2 separate regions of the Homo sapiens genome follow, and region 2 is linked to region 1. A link is an interaction called in ENCODE POLR2A ChIA-PET data of the cell type or tissue named here. Cell type or tissue: Panc1. All regions are shown on one strand. Each heading gives the region's core, and the rest is flanking DNA. Links, peaks and the distances in the headings are about the cores only.

Region 1 (5,385 bases), core at 161-5,160:
ACTGTTTGAGGATATAATGGGGTGAGGAATAAAACTCCTTTGTTAACTCTAAAGTACTACACAAATGTAAGTTGTTTACTGATTAAAGCAGAACATATATTAATCAAATACCTGATGCAACAGCTTATAAGTGGCTCAACTGGGTCTAACACTGCTCCCCCAAATGGGAGTTTTCCAACATGGAACTTCACGAGGAACCCTGCCTCTGCAGGCAGCTTTGGACATTTGCAGAGGGTGTAGTGACATAGACTTTAGTCCAGGTTTCCATTCAGGGGCATGACTGGTGTGGAAGGAAGGACAGAGGAGGAGGCTTGGCTGCAGCTCCTTGGCAGACAGAGAGGGTCTCTTTTCTTTTGCTATTGATTTCAGGGCATCCAATGCTAGCAACTTGCTTTTTTATTTTCAGCGGGGACCATGAAAGCTTGATGAGAGTGGGGATAAGAACCGAGCCTTCCTTGTCGCCCCTTCTTGGGGGATGATGACTGGGGCTGATGCTGGAGGGTGCCTGGGATCACTTTTTGCATCACTCTGGACCAGATGGCCCTTGGCCTTTGGGTGTGTCCAGTGTCACTGTGCTGTGCTGTGTGGGAGGACAGGCTGCCTAATTCACCACGTGCACCACATTGGACAAACCAGTGTTCCTGCCCAGGTTGCATGTCCTAAGCCAGAGAATGGGCCATTAACATTTGTCTCATAGGATGGTTGGTGAATCAAGTGAGATCATGACAACATATCATGTTGTTTAGGATGTGGTAGGTGTCACAGTGAATGGAAAAATCTCAGCCTCATAAACATTTTTGAAAGCCACTTGCAGGGTTAATGCTCAGCCAAGTTGGGAGGAGGGGAAACTTACCCTGTTGGCTCACTTTAGAGCACCCTTCTCCCAAGTTCAAATACAAAGGGCTTTTAATTAGGCTTCTTCCTTTCCACGCATTCCAACCTCTCCCTCCCTTTCCTCCCTCCTCTCAAAAGCTGCTTGGAACTAGCTGTCCCACTAAAACAAGTCCATCTGCTCATTTTTCCCTTTTACTAGGGACACTTTCATGTTACTGGGACCACAAAGTAAGCCCCCAAAATGAAATGATATTTGAGACCTGTGGTTGTCTGTTTTGCATGGTTATAAAGGAATACCTGAGGCTTGGTAATTTATAAAGACAAGAGGTTTATTTGGCTCATAGGTCTGGAGGCCGTATGGTATCGGCATCTGCTCAGCTTCCAGTGAAGCCTCAGGAAGCTTTTACTCATGGTAGAAGGGAAGCAGGTGTGTCACATAGTGAGAGAGGGAGCAAGAGAGAGGAGGAGGTGCCAGAATATTTTTAACAATCATATTTCATGTGAACTAACAGAGCAAGAACTCACTCATTACCATGGAGTGCACCAAGCCATTCATGAGGGATCTGCCCCCACCCCATGACCCAAACACCTCCCACCAGGCCCCTCCTCCAACACTGGGGATCACATTTCAACATAAGCTTTGCGGGGACAACCATTCAAACTATATCAAGACCTGTGGGACCCATCAATGGAGAGGGGACCTGGCATCCAACCCCACGCAGAGGAACACAGCGTAGGTCAAGATGTGAACAGAGACGGACAGATGGGCAATCCTAAACATGCATTCAACTGACCCGAGATGCATTTTGTATTTCTCTTGTCTTGCTGGATCCTTGTACAGCTTTGAAGCTATGTCCACATTGCATTCATCTCTTTTGTCTTCAAAAGCTCAAAGTAGAAAGAGATTTTCACTGGTGAAACATCACTATGGCTCCAGACATAAACTCACGGATCCTGCTGTGAAATGACTTTTCTCATTAAGGGCCATTCACTGAAATAATTAGAGCAGAGAATCCAATATTTGGGTTTCTATGACTTTCTCCCTTGTGAACTGTCACATGCTGAAATTTTAAAGACAGATCTCCCTTTGTGACAGGCGTCCTTTACTGACCTATTTGGGGTCACATATTTGGAATCCAGGTCCCACCTACGTCAATGGAAATCCTGTGGGCAGAGAGCGGGAGGGCGTTCTGACACACCCACACCAGCCTCAAGCCTTCAAAGCACAGGGCTGAGCTAGGAAGAGGGATTTTATTGTTTGTGTCTTTGGAAGTATGCTCTTTGGTTTAACTAGTAAGAATGGCTAGACCTTTTTTGCTATTCATTTTCATACTAAAATTTGTTTAAAATATCCAAACTTGAAACATAAATATTTATATTTAAAAAGGCATTTATTTCACAATTTCTAGACTTCTGGAATGTCAGACCAATTGATAGCTAAAATCGACTCCCCTGCCTTGTTTTTATTTGAGTTGGAGTCTTGCTCTGTCGCCCAGGCTGGCATGCAGTGGTGTGATCTCGGCTCACTGCAACCTCCATCTCCCGGGTTCAAGCGACCCTCCTGCTTCAGCCTCCTGAGTAGCTGGGACTACAGGCGCAGGCCACCACACCCAGCTAATTTTTGTATTTTTAGTAGAGACGGGGTTTCCCCATGTTGGCCAGGCTGGTCTCGAACTCCTGACCTCAGGTGATCTGCATGCCTCAGCTTCCCAAAGTGCTGGGATTACAGGCATGAGCCACTGCACCCAGCCACCCTGCCTTGTTTTTAAAGAGTGTGAGGGTGGGAGGGGAGATTGCTCTTTTGCACCATACCTGAGAGTCACCTATCTTTGAGCAGAAAGTCTCTGAGACTTACCTATGCATGTACATATAGAAAAATACACATTGAATAAGACATCCTGCAAACAATGACCAACTTTTGGCTCTTATTTTGTTTGTATCTTTCCCACCACAAGTTTGCCTTTCTACCAAGTGCTGGAACATCTGTGATTAATTTCCAGGGAGCCCTGTATTTAAGATAAGAGGAGAAAGCTTCAACTAAACATTTCCAAGCTTCTAGTAGGTCATCCATATTTGTTTTTTAATCAATGCATCCTTTATTTAAAGCTTTTAGATTCAATGTATTAAATTTTTTTGTGCCTCAGTTTCTTCTGTAACTTGGAGCAAGCTAAATGACCCTCCTTTGTAGCCTCAAAAAGAACTTCAGGTAAATAAAGTTTTTACTTGACATTAAGGACAAAATAAAGAGAAAATACTTATTTTTGTGCAAATAAGTTGGAAGAGACCCTCCATCTAATTAACTTTGTATTTTGAGAGCACGTTTCAACCTGGTATTCTTTTTTTTTTTTTTTGGAGATGGAGTCTCCCCCTGTCGCCCCAGCTGGATTTCAATGGCGCAATCTTGGCTCACTGCAACCTTGGCCTCCTGAGTTCAAGAGATTCTCCTGCCTCAACCTCCTGAGTAGCTGAGATTACAGGCGTGCGCCACCACGCCTGGCTAATTTTTGTATTTTTTTTAGTAGAGACGGGGTTTCACCATCAACCTAGTATTCTTTAAACAATGCAACACATTACTTTGCATACTGATTTTGCAGGCTCTTGGTAGATGTTAAAGATTTAAATTCCACATTACCATATTTACTAGTGATGTGGTATCTTGGAGAGGGTTTTGTGCTCTGGTAAGATGATTCGTTTGGAAAAGATGACTGCTGGGGCTCCATGCTGTGAACTTCTGTAGTATTTTATCTGAACCTCTCCTATTGCAGTTAGGACATTCTATTCTGTGATATTTTTCTTGAATATCACAACTCTGCTTTTGAAAGCAAGTTTCATATCAGACTAGTCTTTGTTTCCTCCCAGCATACATTTCTTGTCTTAGAGTGTAGTCTAAAAAAAAAAGTTTGAGAGAAAGAAAAGACAATTATTGTGTACTTTTCAAGTCAAATAAATATTTTTCTATCTACATTTTAAAACAATTATCACAAATATCTTTATGAAGGTCTCCAGCTACTTATGACACTTCTTTTCTTCAGAAGCTAAATAATATGATATAAAGAAAGACACAGAAATAGTGGAACAATTTAGAAATTGCTGTAGTCAGTATTTAAATATATTCACTGACGTGAGATATGAGAAATGCAGAAAAGAAAAATGGTTTTGGAACAGTTAGTCTACCAGTAATGAGGAAAACAGACTTCATACTCTATCCCTATAAAAAATAAGGAGACATGTACAAGAATGCCCCCAAACTGGAAATAACCCAAATGTCCATCAGCAGTGAAGTGGAGAAATCAATTGTGGTGTATCCACACGACAGAATGCTGTTCAGTAAAAGAGAATAGCCCACTGATAGACAAAACAACACAGACTGTGACATAATACTGAGTGAAAGAAACCAGACACGACAGAGAACATATACAGTCAAAATGTATGTACGGTGATAGACATCAGGAAAACTGTTTTCTCGGAAGAGGGGCAGGTATAATGAGGAAGCAGCATGATAGAGCCCTAGGGTGCTGGAAATGTTATACATATATAATATATACCACGCTCCAGCCTGGGCAACATAGCAAGACCCCATCTCTAAATTTATACACACATATATATAATAAATATATCTATATATTATATTATTTTAGATATTTATATTATAAATATTATAGTAATATATTTATAAATGTAAGTAAATATAAATATATTTATATTTAATTGTTCATGATGTATATGTTTATATATTTATATATGGTTATTTATATAATATATACTTATATTTATTATTATATATTTAGAGACAGGTTCTTGCTATGTTACCAAACTGTAGTGCCATGGTGTAATCATAGCTCACTGCAGCCTCAAATTCTTGGACTCAAGTAACCCTTCCATTTCAGCTTCCTGAGCAACTGGGACTAGAGACACATATCACCACACTTGACTAACTTTTTAAATTTTTTGTAGAGATGGGATCTTGCTGTGTTGCCCAGGCTTGTCTTGAACTCCTGGCCTTAACTGATCCTCCCACCTTAGCCTCTCAAAGTGCTGGAATCACAAATGTGAGGCACCATGTCTGGCTGGAATGTTTTATATTTTGATCTGGGTGACCTTCATATGTGTAGAAATTTATCAAACTCTACTTTTAAGATTTATTTTAAAGGTATGCATATATAAAATAATTTATTTATAAGTATATAAAATATATTTACTATTTCAATATACAATATTTTAAGTGTAACTATATTTTATACATTTATAAATACATAAGTAAATTTATTTATAAATATATAAAGATGCATATATAATGGTAAACACATAAAATAAATACATAAAATAACTCAAATTCTAAAATTTTTTGTAAAAACTACTACTATTTATTACGTGTTTACTGTGTAACAGGCAAAGTGCTAAGTGCATGAAGCTTTAAAAATATGAAGCAATTTGCCACAGGTGACAGATCCACAGATTCTGGACTCAAATCTAGTTCTCGCCTCTAAATCTCTGCACTCTGTGGTCCCTGCTCTCCCGCGTAAGGACGAAACTAATCCTTAGCCTTGCAGA
Region 2 (5,385 bases), core at 191-5,190, 120 kb after region 1:
AATCTTCACCCATCTCTTCAGTGAGAGTCGAGACCAGCGATTCTCAATGCATTTGGGAAGAGTTAGCTTTCTTTTATTCCTTTGTTATGAATAAATAATATGTTTATGAAATATATGTTGTTTAGAAAAGGATCTACGTAATTAAATTTACTGCTGCTATTCTCTTAACAGGATAACAAGCTGGTGAAACAAAAAATACCATTATGCAACTCCAGATCACATGAGAGACACAGAATATTTTTCTACAGTGAAGTATCTAAAAATGTTACCTCTCTGTTAGAATTAAAACTTTTGTGTCTCTCTGAGTCCATCTGAAAGGCAGACAAAATCAATTAGCAACCCTTTCACCCTCTGGCAAAAGAGGAATTTCTGCAAGAATGCCTTCCAGAAGCTATCGGTTGTTTGGTTATTGGCTGTTTGGCTGTGTGTAGGCTTAGACACAACTTTTGGGCTTCCCTGGCGGACAGGAACTGGCTCCATCCTGTCTCTCCTCTACCTTTGTCGGCTCAGTTCTCCACCCCTGGGGCCAGGACCACTGCTCGTCCCTATTTGGGGTCAGCTGTCAGAAGACAGATCTGTTTAATATTTAGCTTTGAAGGAAATTGGCTGAATCAAAGATGAAAGGGGTCAGCTCCAAGTGATGGGGAAAAACAAAAACAAGTCTCAAGTGTTTCAACATTTCCATAGAAAAGTAAAACGATAAAGTCAATGTAGGTGAAAGAGATAGAGAAAAAATGGAAAGAGAGAGAGAGCTGGAGAAGAGAAAGAGAGAGGGAGAGACAGAGATTGAGAGAGGGAGACAGAGAGACAGGGAGACACAGAGAAAAACAGATCTCCAAATTCCCAAATATCATGTCGAGCTGCAAGACTGGCCGTTATTTCCAATGAATAAACAATTCATTGTAATTAAACAGATCTCATTTTATTATTCTCATGTGTGCTTGGATGCAGGCATAAAGTTCAGAAACACAAGTGATTCTCAGCTCTTCAATGACAGTCCTAGAACAGAGCTTCTCAACTTTAACACACATACTAACCACCAGGGAACCTTGTCAAAATGCAGATTCTGAATCAGTGGGTCTGGAGTGGAACCTGCAATTCTGCATTTCCACCAGGACCCCAGCTACTCCTCCTGCAGCTCTTCTGCCAGGGGACCATCTAGATACATTGTTTTCCTAAACAGCAAATGCATTTAGAGACTGCTTGTATGCGAGGACTTGTTTTAAAGTCATCCTCAGAATAAGGTGAAGAAGTAGACCATAAAGCTACATACATGACAATACTATGACGGGAAGGAAAGTGGGGTTTTTTTGTTATTTTATTTTATTATTTTCTTTTTGAGACGGAGTCTCATTCTGTCGCCAGGCTGGAGTGCAGTGGCACGATCTCGGCTCACTGCAACCTCTGCCTCCTGGGTTCAAGCAATTCTCCTGCCTCAGCCTCCCTAGTAGCTGGGATTACAGGCACCACCACCATGCCCAGCTAATTTTTGTATTTTTAGTAGAGACGAGGTTTCCCCATGTTGGCCAGGCTGGTCTCGAACTCCTGACCTCGGGTGATCTGCCTGCCTTGGCCTCCCAAAGTGCTGGGATTACAGGCATAAGCTACCATGCCCAGCCCTATTTTTTTTTTTTAAACGAAGGTGCCAGGCACAATGGCTCACACCTGTAATTCTAGCACTTTAGGAGGGTGAGGCTGGAGAATTGCTTGAGCTCAGGAATTGAAGACCAGTCTGGGAAGCACAGAGAGACCTCATTTCTACTAAAAATTTAAAAAATTAGCTGGGGGTCGTGGCACGCGCCTATAGCACCAGCTACTTGGGAGGATCGCTTGAGCTTGAGAGATTGAGGTTGCAGTGAGCTATGATTGTCCCATTGCACTCCAGCCTGGGCAACAGAGGGAGACCCCTGTCTTAAAAAAAAAAGAAAGAAAGAAGAAAGAAAGAAAGAAAGAAAGAAAGAAAGAAAGAAAGAAAGAAAGAAAGAAAGAAAGAAAGAAAAGAAAAAATAAATATTTTTCAAAAAAGTTTTGGGGCAATATTTTATGCAGCAATAGATAGTGAATACAATCGCTTGAGGTATTTTAAGATATGTGGAAAATAGGCCGGGCGTGGTGGCTCATTCCTGTAATCCCAGCACTTTGGGAGGCTGAGACAGGTGGATCACAAGGTCAGGAGATCGAGACCATCCTGGCTAACACGGTGAAACTCCGTCTCTACTAAAAATACAAAAAATTAGCCGGGCGTGGTGGCAGGCGACTGTAGTCCAAGCTACTCGGGAGGCTGAGCCAGGAGAATGGCGTGAACCCGGGAGGTGGAGCTTGCAGTGAGCCAAGATCCCGCCACTGCACTCCAGCCTGGGCGACAGAGAAGACTCGTCTAAAAAAAAAAAAAAAAAAAAGATCTGTGGAAAATAGAAAGGACTTGTCTTACTAGACAATCTGCCCCGTGCCAGTAACGACTGCTGGATGATGGAGGTTTACGTGCCTGTGGCCCTGGGAGGGTCACCTGCCCTCTTAGATGCCTTTTATCCTGCCCAATGCCTCCTTGAGCAAAGGCCCATCTCCTGGCTCCTGATCCCCATGATATTTTAGTGCCCGGGGAGATTTTTATCAGATTTGAGCTGCAGTGTCATATTTTCTGACTCTCGGTTCTGTTATTTCCAACAGGTCATCTGCCTGGTAAACAACCATGTGCCGGAATAACTGGAAGAACCAACATTTGTATCATATCTGACAGCTTTATTTATTTTCCAAATGTTTATTTGGAAACTTCTAGGTCTTTGGAGAGAACTGAGGTAACTGGCTAAGGTCACTCATTAAGGGAAAGGGAGATTTAAAACAGAACCAGGTATTCAGCCTCTGAGTCCTAACTCAGCAATGATAGGAATAAATGATTCACGGGCTAAGAATAAATAATTCATTGTAATTAAACAGATATTATTGACATTAGTCTGCCTGAAATTATAGTGAGAATTAAAATTAGTACAACTCATTTTATGTTTTTAAAAAGTTATCATTTCAGCGGTTACCAATTTAAATTGCTCCACCTCAGATATATGAAATTAACACAATTTTACTACAGGTCTAAAGGAGTTCTGGGTTGCCTGTTTATGTCATTCTGATCTTCTTTTCATTCACCGTTAATTCTTTTCTTGAAATTACATTTATTATAAGTCAGAAGTCAGGCTTTTTTTTTTTTTTTTTTTTTTTTTTGAGAAAGGTTCTCATTCGGTCTCCCAGGCTGGAGTGCAGTGGTGCAATCATAGCTTACTGCAGCCTCAAACTCCTGGGCTCAAGCAGTCCTCTTACCTCAACCTCTTTTATAGGAAAAAGCCACCACACTTGGCTAATTTTTCTAATTTTATTTTTTGTAAAGATGAGGTCTTACTATGTTGCCCAGGCTGGTCTCGAACTCCTGGTTTCAAGAAATCCTCCCACCTCAGCCTCTCAAAATAATGGAATTTCAGGCATTGGGGCACTGTGCCTGGCCAGGCAGGCTGCTTTCTAAGTACTTTACATATCAAAACTTGTTTAATTCTCATTAAAACTCCATGAGGTGGATTTAATTGTTTTCTCAATTTTATATACAGAGAAACTGAAGCACAAAGAAGTTAATTGACTCATCTCCTTATCAGTAATCTATTGCTACATAACAAACCAACCATATTTAGTGGGTTAAAACTATTGCGGCAGGGTGCGTTGGCTCACGCCTGTAATCCCAGCACTTTGGGAGGCTGAGGCGGGTGGATCACAAGGTCAAGAGATCGAGACCATCCTGACCAACATGGTGAAACCCCGTCTCTACTAAAAATACAAAAAATTAGCTGGACGTGGTGGCGGGCGCCTGTAGTCCCAGCTACTCGGGAGGCTGAGGCAGAAGAATTGCTTGAACCTGGGAGGCAGAGGTTGCAGTGAGCCAAGATTGTGCCACTGCACTCCAGCCTGACAACAGAGCAAGACTCCATCTCAAAAAAAAAAAAATTGCAATTGTTTCTTTTTCTCTCTCATCTACAATTTTGGCAAAGATCCACAGGAATCATTTGTACCTGCTTTCTGTGGTATCAAGACGAGCAGCTCATCTGGGGGCTAGAGGACCCACTTTCAAGATGTTTGACATGGCCGGTAAGTTGGTTTCTAATCTCCTGGGAGCTAGGGACCTCAGTTCTCTCTGTGTCAGCTTTTCGTCTACGGGAAGTTGAGCTTCCTCATAGTGTGGTGGCTGGATTCTCAGAAAGAGTGTTCTCAGAGGACCAGGTGGAAGTGCATAGCACTTTTATGACCTAGACTCAGAAATCACAAATTGGTGGAAGCTGTCACAAAGGCCAGCCTAGATTCAAAGACAGAAAAAATTGTCTCCATCTCTTGTTGGGAGAGTGGCAAGGTTCTAGAAGATTCTACAAGAGCATGCAGAATAGAAAATATTGCTGTGGCCATTTTTTGAAAAAGACATTTTTTGAAAAATCTGCCACACACTGCTAATTGAGATAGGGTGTATTCAAACTCAAGTAATCTCACTTCAGAGTCTATGCTAATCACACCCTAATACTCACTCCTCCTCTGATGCTTCTCCTGTGAGAGAAGAGTGGACACTCATCACTTCTCTAGTCCATAGCAGAGGGCTTTCTTATTGAGAGTTACAGAGATTTTGATCTCTGACTGAGAAAGGTATAGCTGTCTTCCTTTCAATTCCAAAAGTAAACAAAATAAAAATTTTAAAGTCCTTTTGAAAATAAAAACTTTGCAGGATCACCAGGCGCGGTGGCTCACACCTGTAATTCCAGCACTTTGGGACACCAAGGCAGGAGGATTTCTTGAGCCCAGGAGTTCAAGCCCAGCTTGGGTGTCTCTATTTAAATAAATAAAACACAAAACAAAACTGCGCAGGAGTGTTCTCACTCTTTAGTACACATCACAATCACCCAAGGAGGCTGCGGAAAATGTAGGTTGCTGCTTCCACTGCAGAGATTTTAATTCATAAGATTTGGGGGTTGATGACCAGATGCAACGGCTCACGCCTATAATCCCAGCACTTTGGGAGGCTAAGGTGGGAGGATTGTTTAAGCCCAGGAGTTCAAGACCAGCCTGGGTAACATAGCAAGACCCTATCTCTACAAAAAAAGTTTTTTAATTAGCTGGATGTGGTGTTGCATGCCTGTAGTCATAGCTACTCAGGAGGCTAAGGAGGGAGGATTTCTTGAGCCAGGGAGTTTGAGGCTGCAGTGAGCCGTGATTGCACTACTGCACTCCAGCCTGGGTGACAGAGTGAGAGACTCTGTCTCAAAAAGTAATAATAATAAGAAGAAGATTTGAGGCTAAAGCCCAGTAATCTGCATTTTTCTTCAGCATCCTGATATATTATGATGCAGATGATTAGCACCATGCTTT

Evidence for each region. Peaks named below come from ENCODE experiments on the same cell type or tissue, not always from the same donor. Only the 100,000 strongest peaks of a DNase experiment are listed, where the experiment ranks them.
Region 2: POLR2A ChIA-PET joins it to region 1 with 5 read pairs; 2 of 35 experiments call an interaction of 5 or more read pairs at or near these places.

Annotation. Positions count from the first base shown.
Region 1 is chr10:29,245,787-29,251,171 of GRCh38, reverse strand. No RefSeq gene overlaps it. Among named protein-coding and RNA genes, the nearest start is that of LYZL1, 41 kb to the left of the region's middle. In Panc1, for the core only: no CTCF peak of the experiment used is centred there; no DNase peak of the experiment used is centred there; H3K27ac peaks cover 668 bases.
Region 2 is chr10:29,122,303-29,127,687 of GRCh38, reverse strand. No RefSeq gene overlaps it. Among named protein-coding and RNA genes, the nearest start is that of LYZL1, 160 kb to the left of the region's middle. In Panc1, for the core only: no CTCF peak of the experiment used is centred there; no DNase peak of the experiment used is centred there.